Linked DNA regions of Homo sapiens: region 2 is linked to region 1. A link is a loop called in an ENCODE intact Hi-C map of the cell type or tissue named here. Cell type or tissue: CD14-positive monocyte. All regions are shown on one strand. Each heading gives the region's core, and the rest is flanking DNA. Links, peaks and the distances in the headings are about the cores only.

Region 1 (8,000 bases), core at 1-8,000:
AGGTGAGTGCCAACGTCTCCCGCCCATCCCACCTTCCTGCCGTCCCAGTGGGCTCTGGTAGGCCCAGGCGGCCTGTCTGCCCTCCGCGTCATGAGTCTGGGCTGGGGCCTCAGAAGGTGTGGCTCCAGGCTGGGACATGCTGCTAGGGGTCTTTGCGGTCCCGGGGGGCTTGAGCCCTCCGTTTAGAATCCGATGAGGCCCACTGGCTACCGCCCGTCCTGGCCTTTAGGTGCTTCGACTGAGACAGTTTGGAGTATGGGATTCCGAAGGGACTCGGATGCTCCTCGGTGGCCCTGCCATCGGTCATGGGGCGGGCATTTTGGGCCAGTCTTGGGCTGCCGGGATCCGGAAGCAGGCGGGGTACCTGACCTCCCTTGGCCTGCCAGTGGTGGGGGCCAGCCATGGCTGGGCCAGCGTTTCTGGTAGAGCTCTGGACGCTGTCAGCAGCAGAGCGGTACCTAGGGGGTCCTGGGAAGCCGTCTTTATCCCTAGTCCCTGAGGCAGGGACCCTGTGATGATGAAACTGCTGGCCCTGGGAGAGAGAGAGCAGAGAGTGAGGCTGAGCAAGAAGGGCCAACCCCGCCCCAGCACAGGACCCTGCTCAGGCACACAGGAGCCGGCAGGCCCGGGTTCGCCTCCTGGCTCTGCCATTCACCAGGGAGTGGGCCTAGACCAGTTGGTTTAGTCACTCGATGCCTCAGTTCCCCTGTCTGTAATATGGGAATAATCCTGCCCTTTGTGGGTGTAGCAAGGCAGCTTCCTCCCAGCTCACCCCCGCAGCCTCCTCTATTCCGACACAGGCCTGGGACGTGGTTGGAAATGGGCTGAATGGGGTTGTTGGAGGCAATGCAGGAGTTTCTGTTGAGTGCAGGGGGTGACTCTGGCCCTGCCCTCAAGACCCTGTCACCAGCCCTCCAGGTGACCTCAGATGAGCTGCTTCCTGTCTCTGGGCAGAAGCAGATGGTGCCCTTGCTTTGCTTGTCCCAAAGGCCGTGGGCAGCTCCAGGGAGCATGGGGGTGGGAAAAGGCCTGTGAAGCAGTGGGCACAGGCCCCACAATTGTCCATGCCTCTGGACCCAGCCCCAGGGGTCCACCATAGGACAAGGCAGCCACAGCCAGCCTCTGTGGAATGAACGATCACAGCGCTCACACAAGCCTTTCCCACGTGGCCTACCCTGGGAGTAGGCCCGACCAGCTCCATTCATAGGCCAGAGCACTGAGGCCAGAGACAGAGCTGGATCCGAACCCAGAGTGGAGTGACTTTTCCGTGGTTCCCGACTCTGCTCTTCCTCTCCCAAGCAGCACGGGCTCCATCAGTATCTGCCCAGAGACCCTCCCTGGGTTCCAACAGTAAGAACGGACCTGGCCGGGGGCGGTGGCTCAAGCCTGTAATCCCAGCACTTTGGGAGGCTGACATGGGCGGATCACGAGGTCAGGAGATCGAGACCATCCTGGCTAACACAGTGAAACCCCGTCTCTACTAAAAATACAAAAAATTAGCTGGGCACGGTGGCAGGCGCCTGTAGTCCCAGCTACTCGGGAGGCTGAGGCAGGAGAATGGCGTGAGCCCAGGAGGTGGAGTTGACAGTGAGCAGTGAGCCGAGATTGTGCCACTGCACTCCAGCCTGGGGGACAGAGCGAGACTCCGTCTAAAAAAAAAAAAAAAAAGAACAGACCCCAACTAGGAGCTATCAGAAGCTCTGGAAGGCTGGGCCTCAGTTTCCCCATCTGTAACACGTGGTCCTCAAGCAGGGCCCCTCATGCTCCGGCATGCTGTGCTCACAAGCTGCCCACATCCGCCATGCCTCATGGGAGGGCTTTCCAGGGAACATGTGGGCTCACAGCAGGCGTCTGCCCAGTTCTCCTGGGAGGGCTGAGGGCCAGCCCCAGTGGGCAAGGGGCTGGTGAAAGGTTGGCCGTGGAGGGCACAGTAGGCAAGTGGTACCCTGCCAGGCTGAGCCCCTTTACACCCGCCACCTCCCACCTCCTCCCAATGCAGCATGGGCTTGGCATGGCACGGTCTTCTCTGGGTGGAACATCAGTCAGGAGATTTTCCCATCAAGGCCAAACGAATCTGCACATGTCCTGGCCTTGGGGTCAGGGTTGGGCAGGCCCCACTGCACAGATAAGGAGCCCGAGGCCCAGAGAGGATCACACAGGGAGGTGGAGGAGGAACACTGCTGACCCCAGGTGGTTCAGGACACCAACCAGCATTGGAGCTGTAGCCTGGCCTCTGCCCTACCTCCCCATCCTCTACCCCTTGGGCTGGGTCTGCCTGGTGGATGCGGGGCCTCGGTCCAGAAACCCAGGCACTAGTCCTACTTGAGGTTCCTGGTCTCTGTGTGGCTCTCACTGACACTGGGGACTTTTAGGGGCACCTAGAGGTCTGACTCCACTTTGCTCTGTGGCCAGGGTAGCCCTCAAAGATAGCCACAGTCTAGTCAGAAGGGAGGTAGCAGTTCTGTGTGTTGAGACCATAGGGGTGTTTTGCTTTTTTTTAAGATGGAGTCTTGCTCTGTTGCTCAGGCTGGAGTGCAGTGGCACCATCTCGGCTCACTGCAACCTCCGCCTCCTGGGTTCAAGTGATTCTCCTGTCTCAGCCACCCAGGTAGCTGGGACTACAGGCATGTGCCACCACACTCGGCTAATTTTTGTATTTTTTTTTAAGTTTTTTTTTTTTTTTTTTTTTTCCCAGAGACATAGTCTTGTTCTGTCACCCAGGCTGGAGTGCAGTGGTGTGATCTCAGCTCACTGCAACCTCCGCCTCCTGGGTTTGAGCAATTCTCCTGCCTCAGCCTCCTAAGTAGTTGGGATTACAAGCGTGTACCATCATGCCCGGCTAATTTTTGTATTTTTAATAGAGACGGGGTTTCACCATGTTGGCAAGGCTGGTCTCGAACTCCTGACCTCGTGATCCGCCCACCTAGGCCTCCCAAAGTGCTGGGATTACAGGCATGAGCCACCATGCCCAGCCAATTTTTGTATTTTTAGTAGAAATGGGGTTTCACCATGTTGGCCAGGCTGGTCTTGAACTCCTGACCTCAAGTAATCCACCCATCTTGGCCTCCCAAAGTGCTGGGATACAGGCATGGACCGTTCACTATCTTCTGGCTCATCCATGACAAGTAGGTGGCATTTTTCTAACCAGAAACAAAACCAGTAACAAAGAGGCAAAGGGTCCAGTGGACAGAGCCCTGGTCTGGGCTCCCGTCTGGGCTATGCCCCTGCCCCTCCCTGGGCCTTGGTGTCCCTGTCTGTGAAACAGGGCAGTGCACAGACCAGAAGGCCTCCCAGGGTCCTGCCAGCTCTGTCACCTGCTGATGCCGCAGCTCCAGGCCGGGTGCCCTCCCTTAGTCAGTAGCAGCCACCTCAGTCATAACAGCAACCACAGCTTTCGTGGGCAGCGTGCTGACTCCAATGGCCACACCCCAAAACTCACTCATCATCTTCCCTGAGAAAGAGAACTCACATTCACCGGAGGCCCTTGAGGAGCCAGGGACAGGCTTGGCCGGCTACACTAGCAGCCTCACTTAAGTCGTTGCAACAACTCTCCTCATTTTGCAGATGAGGAGCCCAAGGTGAAATGGCCACTCAGGGAGTGAGTGCCGGCTTCCTCAGGGAAGAGCGCCTGGCTGGGACTAGACACCAGTGCTGGGAGGTGGGGGTGAGCAGTGGCCTGCTGACATCTGAGTTGGGGGCCCAGCCTTGCTATCTGACAGTCAGGGGTGGGGAAAGCCCCTGCCCTATTCAGGGGGACTGGCAGGCCTCACAGCTCATGGAAACTCTGAGCCTCAGCTTCTCTACTTGGGGTGACAGCACCTGTCCCAGGGCCAGCTGACATGAGCACAGATTGGAATATAGAGGCAAATATCCCACCAATGGCAAAAAGACATTCAGGGTCTTAGGGAAATGCTTCTCTCCCAAGCACCTAGACAGAACCACCGTCTAACTCTCTCATTGTCCAGATGGGGCAACTGAGGCCCAAACTGAGGCAAGGGCTTCTCCCAAGTCACAGCAAGCTGGCAGAGAAGCAGGAAGGACAGCAGCTTGCCCTGCGTTCGGAGGCTGCAGCCCGCAGGCATTCCTAGCCTCTGTAATTAATGTTTCCGTGACATCCACAGCTTAGGGGTAAATGCTGGGAGCCGTCCGTTAAACTAGCAAGCTTGGAAAGTAAGTTAAAATCACGGAGGCAGCCGGATGCGGTGGCTCACACCTGTAATCCCAGCACTTTGGGAGGCCGAGGCGGGCAGATCACCTGAAGTCGGGAGTTCAAGACCAGCCTGACCAACATGGTAAAACCCCATCTCTACTAAAAATACAAAAAAAAATTAGCCGGGCGTGGTGGCTCATGCCTGTAATCCCAGCTACTTGGGAGGCTGAGGCAGGAGAATCCCTTGAACCCTGGAAGGCAGAGGTTGCGGTGACCCGAGATTGCGCCATTGCACTCCAGCCTGGGCAACAAGAGTGAAACTCCATCTCAAAGAAAAAAAAAATCATAGAGGCTTCCTGCTCCTGAGTTGCAGCTGGTGACTTAAACTGTGGAACCGCAAAGGAAAACTAGTTACGTTTCAGAGTCATAGGTCGTACAACTTTGTGAACGTACTAAAAACCATGGGAACAGTGTACACTTTGGGTGAATTATATGGTCTGTGAATATCTCAATAAAGCTGTTTAAAAAGTAACTCTTTTGGGCTGGGCACGGTGGCTCACGCTTGTAATCCCAGCACTTTGGGAGGTCGAGGCGGGCGATCACGAGGTCAGGAGATCAAGACCATCCTGGCTAACAAGGTGAAACCTCGTCTCTATTTTAAAAATACAAAAAATTAGCCGGGCGTGGTGGCAGGCGCCTGTTGTCCCAGCTACTTGGGAGGCTGAGGCAGGAGAATGGCGTGAACCCGGAGGCGGAGCTTGCAGTGAGCCGAGATCGCACCACTGCACTCCAGCCTGGGCGACAGAGCAAGACTCCGACTCAAAAAAAAAGTAACTCTTTTGAAGTAGAATCGTAATATCAGTGCTGGGAGAGATCTCAGACATTATGGGTCCAAATTACCGCTCCCTCCTCCCATTCTGCAAATCTGGAAAGGCCTGGTTAGGATTTGCTGAAGGCTCCCAGAAGGGCCGGTGTCCTCAGATAGCTTCTAGCCTCCCTCTGCTACTGAACTGCAAGCTTTCAAAACCCCAGGTCTTAAAGCACCTGAACTCTGCCAGCCATGCAAACACAGTTGGCGCCAGTGTCTGCTCCTGGCACTATAAATGTGCCAGCTGCTGTCATGAGGGTCCAGGAGATGAGGGTAGGGGTGTATGTCCCCATACCACCCCACCCAGGGTCTCCTCCAGCCCTGACAATTGCCAGGGGTGGTGGGCTGGGCAGGATCCACACCTCCCCTATTGACAGGTCAGGGGACTGAGTCCCTGGGAATGAGTGTACCTCGGCTCTCGCTGCTTGGCCTGCTGAAGTGAGCTCTCCTGGTGGGACCCTGACAGTATTGGGGCTTTGAGTGTGGCTGTTTTGGGCAGGTCAGAGGCTAATGGGACATCATCGTGCCTCATGCCCATTCCCTGAGGCCCACCAAGGACCAATCCTGACACAAGTGTCCCTCAGGCTTGGACTCACCCCGTCTCGCACTCCACCCCCAGGTCATCGTGCAGCGATCACTGTCAGCCCGGGACCTGAACCATGCCAAGGCGGGCTCCATCCTGGCCAGCTACCTCAAGATGCTCCCCATGGGCCTGATCATCATGCCGGGCATGATCAGCCGCGCATTGTTCCCAGGTAGGACGGGCTCCGGGCACTGAACCCAGGCTGCAGGGCACCCAGGGTTCTGGGACCTTGTCCTGCAAACGTCACCAGAAGAAGAGGCAAAGGATAGATGTGAACTGTTCCCCAACCTGGGGAGTGGGGAGAGTGGTCCTCAGGGCCACAATCAAAGGGATTAACATGGATGTGGCTTGGCACAAGGTCTGGACAGGTATCACTTACTGCTGTGTGACCTCAAGGCTGTAAATGAACGTCCCTGTGCCCCGCCTTTTCCTCATCTGCAAACTAGGGACTGTGCCACCCATCTGGCAGGTGCCATCAAGATCCTCTAACCACAGGCTTTGGAGACCTCTAGGTGGGGAAACGTGCATTTTCTTAGGTTGCCTTTTCAGGATGCTGGGACCAAGAGTCCCCAGCATTAATGATGGCCTTCCATATGGCCCTGGCCGGTTCCCACCCCTGCCTGTTCATCAAGTTTCCCCATCTGTAACAAGGGAATTGAAGTCATCAGAGTCAGGGACATGGTAGCCCAGAAGACAACAGCTCGAGCTCTTGGGTGGCTGGCAGGGAGGGACTCGTGACCCCTGGTGTGCAGGGACCCTGACCCACCTGTGCCTCCTTGTCTGTGGAGCGCTGGGCCTGCATCCTCTTCAACGCATCTGCTTCTTCTCTTCCCCGACTCTGGGCCCATGGGGAGCCACCCTGGGGTCCAACAAAGGTCCCTCGGGTTATATGGGGGGCACTCAGCTGCCGGCGCGGTGGTGGGGTTGGCCCGTTGGCCACTTGCTCTGAGTGGCGCCTCCGGAGAGGGACTGAGTGCTCTCTCACCTCGAAGTACTCCTCTGACACAGAGGAAGCCACTGAGGGCCGTCGGGGGCCAGGGCCACGGCCGGAGCTGCCTGAGTGGCTGTCCTGGTCACTGAGGGTTACGTAGTCGTCATCATCTTCTTCTTCCACCCCATCCAGCCCATTGGGGAGCCCCACCCCGAGGCTCTCGGGGTCATCCTGGGTCACAGATAGCTGCCGCTGGAGTGGGGCGTGGCCTGGGCCTGCCATCCTGGGTAGCCTATGGTCTGTCCCATTCTGGGGAGCTTCCTCTTTGGGGAGCTCCAGGACCCAGCCAATATCACTGCTGTCCCGGGCTAGTACATCTGCCACAGGGACTGTCCGGGGCTTGGGCACGGGGGGCAATGGCTCAGGGTCCCCCTGGGGGAGGCCGTTCTCAGCTGGGACACCGTCCTGGGGGGCACTGGGCTCTGGGGGAGGGCAAGGCTCTGGACGGGGCCTGCTGTCCTGGCTCTGCTTCCACAGCTGGTGCTGGGCGCTGGCCTGGGAGGTGTCACGGATCTTGATGCGGTTCATCTGGCTGGGCTGGGGGTTCCAGATGTTGGGGTCGATGATATTGATGTAGCCCAGGATGTCGCTGCCAGGCTCCGGGTCTGGCTCCACCCACGTGGGCAGGTACTCAAACATGTTGGCCCTCTCCAGGTGAAGCAGTCCTGGGTGGATGGGTGGCAGCAGCTCGGGGAGTTCCCCTGGATGCTCAGCCAGCGCTGGGCCTTTCAGCCCCAGGGGCTTCTTGGCCTCCTGCTTCTCAGAGGAGATCTTGGCAATCTCGTCGACGCTCTTGGCCTTGACAAGTGCGTACTTGGGGTTGACGAGCTTCTTGGCCACAGTGCCCGCGGGCACCAGGGGGACCACAGAGGGCAGCACAATAGGCTCCGGCTCCGGTTCCTTCTCCATAGGGATGCCCTTGAGGCTCACACTGTGTGACATGAGGTACAGCTCCTGGAACTGCCGGTCAAACATCTCCACCACCTGGCCAGACAGCACAGAGATCACATTCCGGTCCGTCCGCGCGGCCGACCACGTGAAGCTGCAACAGAGGGAGGGGGCGCTGGTCAGGCACATGACCCTGCTTCCTCCGCCCAGCCCCCGTGCACCCATAGCCGCTGGGCCTCAGACTGTGGCCACAGGGCCCTGGGATCAAGAAGTGAATGGGGGCAGAGAGCAGGTGCATACTGTGGGGTCAGACTGAGTCGGATGTCAAGCAAGTTGGTTGCACCAAGCCCATTCCCACCTCTGCAAATGACAGGGCACTGTGCTCCTCTCAGGCTGGTACAGGATTCACTAAGCAGCTCAGGAAGGCCCTGGACACTGTGGGGGGTTCTGCATGTGGTGGCCGCTGCTGCCATGCGTCTATGCTGCCACCAACCCCCATGTAACCATGGGCAGCGCCCAC
Region 2 (8,652 bases), core at 315-8,314, 58 kb before region 1:
CAGTTCTCTGCTTGGGCCCTGGCACTCTTTGGGGCATCCTTTGAAGTCTGGGTAGAGGTAGATGTGCCCCCACAGCTCATTCACTCTGTGCACTGTGGAGATGGCCCTGCACGGACACCACTGTGGTTTGTTGCCTGTGCCTTCCAGAGGGGTGGCCCGAGCTATAGTTGGACCTGCTTGAGCTATAGCTGGAGTGGGTAAGGAGTATTCTGGAATGTGGGAAGTGGAGCCTTGAAATCGTTCTGCCCCCAAGACCCTGGCATTCTAGGCTTATGATGAGATGGGCAGTCACAAAGATCTCAGAAATGCCTTTGGGGTCATTGAGTCACTGTCTTGATGAATAGCGTCTGGTTCTTTTTTTTTTTTTTTTTTTTTTTTTGAGACAAGGTCTCACTCTGTCACCCAGGCTGGAGTGCAGTTGTGCGATCATGGCTCATTGCAGTCTCACCTCCTGGGCCCAAGCAGTCCTCCCACTTCAGCCTCATGAGTAGATGGAACTACAAGCACTTGCCACCGCACCTGGCTAATTTTTGTATTTTTTGTAGAGACAAAGTTTTACCATGTTGCCCAGGCTGGTCTTGAACTCCTGAGCTCAAGTGATCCACCCGCCTTAACCTCCCAAAGTGCTTACAGGTGTGAGCCACCACTCCTGGCCGTCTGGCTTCTTTCTATCCATACTAATCTCCTTATCAAATGTTTGCTTGGTGGCTGGGCGCGGCGGCTCACACCTATAATCCCAGCACTTTGGGAGGCCGAGGCAGGTGGATCACGAGGTCAGGAGATCAAGACCAGCCTGGCCAACATGATGAAACCCCGTCTCTACAAAAAATACAAAAATTAGCTGGGCATGGTGGTGCGTGCCTTAAATCCCAACTACTCGGGAGGCTAAGGCAGGAGAATCACTTGAACCAGGGAGTTGGAGGTTGCAGTGAGCTGAGATCCAAGACTGTGCCACCGTACTCCAGCATGGCAACAGAGTGAGACACCATCTCAAAAAAAAAAAGAAAAAAGAAAAGTTTGCTTGGCTACACACTTGGAGTTCTGTCCTGAACATGTTTTTGCTTTTTTTTTTTTTTTTTTTTTTTTTTGAGACAGAGTCTTGATCTGTCTTCCAGGCTGGAGTACAGTGGTGCGATCAGATCTCACTGCAGCCTCCACCTCCCGGGCCCAAGCCATTCTCCTACCTCAGCCTCCCAAGTAGCTGGGACTATAGATGTGTGCACCAGGCCTGGCTAATTTTTTTTTTTTTTTTGGTAGAGACGGGGTCTTGCTTTGTTGCCTAGGTTGGTCACAAACTCTTGGGCTCAAGCAATCCTCCCTCCTTGGCCTCCCAAACTCTTGGGCTTATAGGCCTGAGCCATTGCATCCAGCCTTGCTTTTACATTCTTTACAAGATGGCCAGGCTGATAATTTTCCAAATATTTAAGTTCTACCTCCCCTTTGATGATAAATCTCATCTTTAATTCATCTTCTTGGATTTTAGTATAAGCAGTCAAGAGCAGCCATGCACCCTCTTTTGCCAAAGATTCTATTTCACTGCCCTTTTTTTTTTTTTGAGATGGAGTCTCACTCTGTCACCCAGGCTGGAATGCAGTGGTGCAATCTCGGCTCACTGCAACCTCCAGCTCCCGGGTTCAAGCAATTCTCATGCCTCGGCCTCCTGAGTAGCTAGCACTACAGGTGCACACCACCACACCTGGCTCATTTTTGTATTTTTAATAGAGATGGCATTCCACCATGTTGGCCAGGTTGGTCTCAAAACTCCTGAACTCAAGTGGTCCGCCTGCCTCAGCCTCCCAAAGTGCTGGGGTTACAGACATGAACCACTGCACCCGACCTTTTTTTTTTTTTTTTTGAGACAGTGTTTTACTCTCTTGCTCAGGCTGGAGTGCAGTGGTGTGATCACAGCTCACAGCAGCCTTGACCTCCTGGGCTCAATCGATCCTCCCACCTCAGCCTCCCAAATAGCTGGGACTGCAGGCATGTGCCACCATGTCTGGCTAATTTTTGTATTTTATGTAGAGATGGAGTTTTGCCATGTTGCCCAGGTTGGTTTTGAACTCTTGGGCTCAAAGCGATCCTTCCACCTCAGCCTCCCAAAGTGCTGAAATTACAGGTGTGAGCCACCATGACCAGCCTACTGTCTGTTTTTCTACTAGCATTGTGATCATGACCACTTAGATCATTTCTAAGAAGATTGAGGCTTTCTTTACAGCTGTTTTCTTCTGAGCCTGTCTTAGTCTGTTTTGTGTTGCTATAACAGACTATATAAGACTGGGTATTCTATAAAGAAGACACTTTATTTAGCTCACAGTTCTTCGGGCTGGTAAGTTAAAGAGCATAGCATCACATCTGGCAGTTTCTGGTGAGGGCCACACACTAGGTTGAAACATGGTGGAGAAGAAAAGTGAGCAGGCGGGTGCAGAGAAATCACATGGCAAGAGAGGAAACGAGAGAGCCTGGGAAGCCAAACTCATTTTTATAACAACCTGTTCTCATGGGAACTAAGTGCCCTGAGAGCAAGAACTCACTCACCCCCATAGGAAGGCATTAATCCATTCATGAAGGATCTGCCTCTGTGACCCAAACATCTCCCACTAGGCCCCACCTCTCAATAGCGCACACTGGGGATCAATTTTTTTTTTTTTTTGAGACGGAGTCTTGCTCTGTCGCCCAGGCTGGAGTGCAGTGGTACGATTTTGGCTCACTGCAAGCTCCACCTCCTGGGTTCAAGCAGTTCTCCTGCCTCAGCCTCCCGAGTAGCTGGGACTACAGGTGCATGCCACCACACCCGGCTAATTTTTTGTATTTTAGTAGAGATGGGGTTTCACCTTGTTGCCCAGGCTGGTTGAACTCCTGAGCTCAGGCAATCTGCCTACCTCGGCCTCCCAAAGTGCTGGGATTACAGGCGTGAGCCACTGCGCCTGGCCCAAATTTTTAACATAAGTTTTAGTGGAGACAAACTACATCCAAACCAAAGCAGAACTCTCACCAGAGCTCCCCTTTACGGTCTGTACATAGCAATACAGTCTTTTTCTAGCCTTTTCCTCTTCCAGCCTCTGCCCATTACCCAGTTCCAAAGCCACTCCTGCATTGGTGGGTATTTAATACAGCAGCAACTCACTTCTCAGTACCAATTTCTGTCTTAGTTTGTTAAGGCTACTATAACAAAATACCTTAGACTTGGTATTTTTTTTTTTTTTTTGAGACGGAATTTCGCTCTTGTTGCCCAGGCTGGAGTGCAATGACACGATCTTGGCTCACCGCAACTTCCACCTCCACCTCCCGGGTTCAAGCGATTCTCCTGCCTCAGCCTCCTGAGTAGCTGGGATTACAGGCGCGCACCACCACGACTGGCTAATTTTTGTATTTTTAGTAGAGACAGAGTTTCTCCATGATGGTCAGGCTGGTCGCGAACCCCTGACTTCAGGTGATCCGTCCACCTCAGCCTCCCAAAGTACTGGAATTACAGGCATGAGCCACTGCACCCGGCCAGACTGGGTAATTTATAAACAACAGAAATTCATTGCTCACAGTTCTGGAGACTGGGAAGTCCTGGATCAAGGCACCAGCAGATTGGTGTCTGATGAGGGCTCACTCTGCTCCTGAGGTGGCACCTTGTTACTGTGTCCTCAGATGGTGGAAGGAGCAAGGCAGCTCTCTGTAAGGGCACTAATCCTGTTCATGAAGGCAGAGGCCTTGAGCCTTAATCATTTCCCAAAGGCCCCACTGTTAATACTATCACATTGGGTATTAAGTTCCAACATAGCATTTTGAGAGGACACCATCTTCAGACCACAGCACTCTCTTTGTCTATGCAAAGACCAGGAGGAAATAGGAAGAATGAATGTAGTTGGGTTGGGGTGGTAGAGTTATGCATGAATTTGTTTTTGTGTTTAAGAAACTTCCCCATGCCTTAATAACATCTTCTTAATTAAAAAAAAAAATGCCACCTTCGAGTTGTTGGGGAAGAACCCTAACCCCCTGCCCTCATAGATTCAGTGTTTGGTGGCATATGGACTAAACTGGCAAAAGACAGATGAGGAAGAGGAAAGGCAGTTTAATCACATACATACAGATGTGTGTGATTAAACTCTTTTGTGAGTCACAAAAATGTGACTCGAAGTGGTTACAATTTGGGGCTTATATAGCATCTTAATAGGGGAACAGGAGGGGCAGAAAAGGCCCCTGTGGGAAAACAGATGACTTCTTTTTTTTTTTTTTTGAAACGCTCTTTTGCCCAGCCTGGAGTGCAGTGGTGCAATCATGGCACACTGCAACCTCGGCCTCCCAGGTTCAGGCGATTCTCCTGGGTAGCTGGGACTACCGGTACATGCCACCATGCCCAGGTAATTTTGGTATTATTATTATTATTATTATTATTATTATTATTATTATTTTTTTTTTTTTTTTTTTTTTTTTTTTTTTTTTTAGTAGAGACAGGGTTTCGCCATGTTGGCCAGGCTGGCCTCGAACTGACTGCAAGTGATTCGCCCGCCTCGGCCTCCCAATGTGCTGGGATTACAGGCGCCCGGCCAAGATGACTCCTTAATAGGGGAAGAGGAGGAGGGAGGGGACTGATGGGAAGTGGGCGCTGAGGAGAAAAGATGGGAGAGAGGCTAGTTTTTGACAGCGTCTGTTTAGGTGTGGTCTGGACTTCTTCTGGTCTTAAGCGATAAGAGTCAGTCTTCCCTGGTGTTCCCAGGGAGGAGATTTATCACAGTTGAGTTCTTTGGAGTTATTTTGTGAGGCTCTGCTTTTCAGCATATAAGGGACTTCAGGAACTCAAATGCTTTCAGCTCAAAATAATTTTTAGGTCACAGAGGTATATTCTGGACTGTTAGGTTTTTGCCTTGCCCAGGAGTTTGCTCATTTATAAATAGAGGGAAAAAAAAACCAGAGAAGGAACTAGTGTGGTTGGGATAGCCATGCACGCAGCTGGGATTCCAGCTATACTTTGTAGATCCCAACTGAGGTGGAAAGGGAAGGCCATCTGGGCAGGGGTTAAATCTCCTAAGGGGTGGGGGACTGAGCTTGAGTTTGCATCTGGCTCCATCACTTATCAGCTGTGTGTTCTTGGGCCTGTTGTTTTTCTGAAAAAGAGCGACAGCAAGAGGCCATCCTCAGAGTGGACCCATGATAGGCCAAGATGGTGGAAAGCCCAGGACGAGCCCTCAGGACCCAGCACTGCCTGCCTTATGTGAGTGAGATAGGACTGCAGTGGTGAGACGTTCAGTGATGGGCCATGGTGTGGCCAGGAAGACACTAGCCTGACTACCAGGAGGCCCCTGGAGGGAAGAGATGGACTAAGATAGCAGTATCTGCGGGGAGCCAACCAAGGAGGACTTTGAATACCAGTAAATACACTCGTGTCCTAGAAGGCAGCCCACAAAGGCTCTCGATCCGGGCCATTTAGTGTTCAGCAGGCCAGGCCTGCATCTGTGTTTGGGATAGGGCTGCAAGTGCAGAGGCCAGATCCGGGAGGCTGATGAAGTTGAGCAGGCACATGGGAGGAGAGCTTGATCTCTTGGGCTATGCTGTCCAGTCGGGTGGCCACTGGCTACATGTGGCTCCTGCACACTGGGAACGGGGTGGGGAGCAGTGGGAGTGTGAAGGACACACCCCTAATCTGAAAACTTTAATGTAAGTATCTCATTAGTGAAGTTTTATTGACTCTGTGTTAAAATGGTAATATTTTGATATGTTGAATCAAATCAAACATGTTATTAAAATTAATTTTACCTTTTTTTGTGCTTTTGTAATGTGGCTACTAGAAAATCTGAAATTGCATATGTGGCTTTCATTTCTGTTGTGCGTTATTGCTCTAGGGGTTGGTAACAATGGGAATGAAAGTGACAGAGCACATTGAGAAATGTTAAAAAGACGATGGGAGGGAGGCCAGGTACTTTGGCGCACTCCTTTAATCCCAGCACTGTGGAAGGCTAAGGTGGAAGGTTTGCTTGAGCCCAGGAGTTTGAGACCAGCCTGGGCAACATAGCACAACCCCGTTTCTACAAAAAGTTTAAAAATTAGCCAGGCGGCTGGGCGCAGTGGCTCACACCTGTAATCCCAGCACTTTGGGAGGCCGAGGTGGGTGGATCATGAGGTCAGGAGTTCAAGATCAAACTGACCAAGATGGCGAAACGCTGTCTCTACTAAAAAATATAAAAATTAGCCAGGTGTGGTGGTTCGTGCCTGTAATCGCAGCTACTCAGGAGGCTGAGGCAGGAGAATCACTTGAACCCAGGAGGCAGAGGTTGCAGTGAGCTGAGATTGTGCCACTGCACTCCAGCCTGGGCAACACAGTGAGACTACCTCTCAAAAAAAAAAAAATTAGCCAGGCATGGTGGTGTGCCTGTAATCCCAGCTACTTGAGAGTGAGGTGAAAGGATCACTTGAACCCAGGAAGTCGAGGCTGCAGTGAGCCATGATGGTGCCACTGCACTCCAGCCTGTGTGACAGAGTGAGACCCTGTCTCTAAAAAAGATAGCAGGAGGGAATGAACATTTTTAGTGTATTAGTCTCCAGTACAGCCCTTTTAATTGAGTGATGATTTTCCACTTTATAGATAAACAGGATCAGAAAGAGAAAGCGACTTCCCTGCAGTCACATAGTGACAAGCTGGACATGTCTGACTAAAACCTGTGCTTTTTCCACTGTGTTCTTGGGTCTCTTGGACTTAGTAATGGGGATTTAAGGAGGAGGAAGGCAGTGAGATAGAGCCAGGGTTCAGGATTTGGGGCTGGGAGGGTGTTAATAAAGCGTTTGGCTCAGGACCTCAAAGCCTTTTGCTTGTGTGTGCATTTCTCACAGCCTCACGTGCCCAGGCTGTTGGTGCTGGGGGGTAGGCCTGGGGCTGCCGCTCCCTTTCAGAATCCTTGCCTGGCCTCAGAGGGGCTTGTGTCTAGGAACCTCAGCAGAACCCTGCAAGGGCTGGCTGGGACCATTGGTGAGATGAGCCATGCCCGGGAGCATGGAAGAATATATGTTCCTCTTCAGTCCTGTAAGCACATGGGCTGTGATGAGGAACGCGTTGGCAGTCTTTAGATGAACGCTGCTTCTTTGGAACTTGCTGGGTGTTAGCTTTTGGTGTGGCCTTTGGGAGTGGACTCTGGACTGCAGACACTGAACTACAGGTTTCCCATCTGGAAATGAGTTCATAGGACTGGATGATCTCTATGTTCTTTCTAATATTTCTTTACTCGTGGGATCTTTATGTTTCATTCATAATTTTAATTATAATGTTTCTATGTTTATGTTTTGACTCAAGTAGTGATCACTACAGGCCGTCTTTGGGAATGCAGTAGAATTTTAGTTTCATAGATCCTAAATATTTGATTGTTTTTATACATTTGATGATTGGACACCCTACATAGAATACTTTTTTAAGGTACTAGCAAATAATATATGAAGGGAAAAGAAAGCATTCTTCCTGTAGCATCTCGAATATAAAGATTTTGTTATTTAGTATTAGATTTTAAAAATTATTTTGTATCCTCTGATTTCTTATAGATGAAAATATGCCTACTAAAAAACAATGAAAATACTTTTTCAGAATATAAGCACTATATATAATATTTGAAAATATTATCCATAAAAGTTAGAAGAAAATAATAATTAGTGCTTGATGCCACTATTCAAAGACACACCACTTTAATTTGGTGAGCCTCTTTTTGGTTTTTCACCCTTATTTTCATAAAGCTGCGATGCATGCTTCATACATAATTGTGCATGTTGCTGCCTCCTTCTCCCAGCTGCCCGACGTGTCATCTCAGGTCACCAGAAACTTTGACAGGAAACAGCAATTTCTTTTTTTTTTCTTTGAGACTGGGTCTCACTTTGTCACCCAGGCTGGAGTGCAGTGACAATCACGGCTCACTGCAACCTTGACCTCCCAGGCTCAAGCGATTTGTCCACCTCAGCCTCTTGTAAACAGCATTTTTATGGCTAATAACCCATCGTATGAATGTGGCTTAGACTGCCCAACCACAGCCTAATTTGGGGTTTTTATGTTTTCTTCTGTTCTTTGCCCTTATAATGTGGCAGGAAATATATGTGGATAAAACACTTTTCCCATACTTTGGCTTATTTCATTTCAAGCTTCTAAAAGTGAGATTAATGAGTCAGAAGGTATGAATATAAGGCTTTTTGTCAAATTGATTTCCTAGAGGGTGATTCATTATACTTTTTCACCGGCATTGAGGTCAAGTGTCCTGGGAGTAGGACTGTTGAAAATGTAAAAAGTCACTTCAGTTCTGGAATTTATCTTGCTTTGCTTTGTTTTGTTACACTTTTTTGCCCTCTCCTGATGCTCACCTGGGGTCACACATTGCCTCTGGTTGTCATATGTCTTTCATCTCTTTCAATCTAGAGCAGTGGTTCTCAATTAGGGAGTGGATATTGTCTCCTAGAGGTCATTTGGAAATGTCTGGAGATAGTTTTGATTGTCAGAATCAAGGGGGTGGCTACTGGCATCTAGTGAGTAGAGGCCAAACATGCTGCTAAACTTCTCACAGTACGTAGGGTGGTCCCTTGCAGCATAAACGTGTCTGGCCCAAGATCTCAGCAGTTGAAAAGTCCCAATCTAGAACAGTATTTTAACTTTTTCTTTTTGTGACATTGCCTTAAAAGAAAATTGAAGTCAAAGTCACA

The links. Hi-C counts contacts between places; a loop is a spot of excess contacts. Peaks named below come from ENCODE experiments on the same cell type or tissue, not always from the same donor. Only the 100,000 strongest peaks of a DNase experiment are listed, where the experiment ranks them.
Region 2: it touches region 1 in a loop (2.9-fold over the local background); 4 of 110 quality-filtered maps call a loop at or near these places.

Annotation. Positions count from the first base shown.
Region 1 is chr17:18,971,217-18,979,216 of GRCh38, forward strand. It overlaps SLC5A10 (solute carrier family 5 member 10), which reads left to right. Exons shown (of 15, transcript NM_001042450.4): 8 at 1-2; 9 at 5,638-5,773. FAM83G (family with sequence similarity 83 member G) reads right to left here. Exons shown (of 6, transcript NM_001039999.3): 5 at 6,368-7,634; 6 at 1-532. The coding sequence ends at 143. Among named protein-coding and RNA genes, the nearest start is that of SLC5A10, 23 kb to the left of the region's middle. RefSeq lists an enhancer at 1-489. In CD14-positive monocyte, for the core only: no CTCF peak of the experiment used is centred there; no DNase peak of the experiment used is centred there.
Region 2 is chr17:18,913,188-18,921,839 of GRCh38, forward strand. The region is part of intron 9 of PRPSAP2 (phosphoribosyl pyrophosphate synthetase associated protein 2); the gene reads left to right. Among named protein-coding and RNA genes, the nearest start is that of SLC5A10, 35 kb to the right of the region's middle. In CD14-positive monocyte, for the core only: no CTCF peak of the experiment used is centred there; a DNase peak (open chromatin) is centred at 4,124.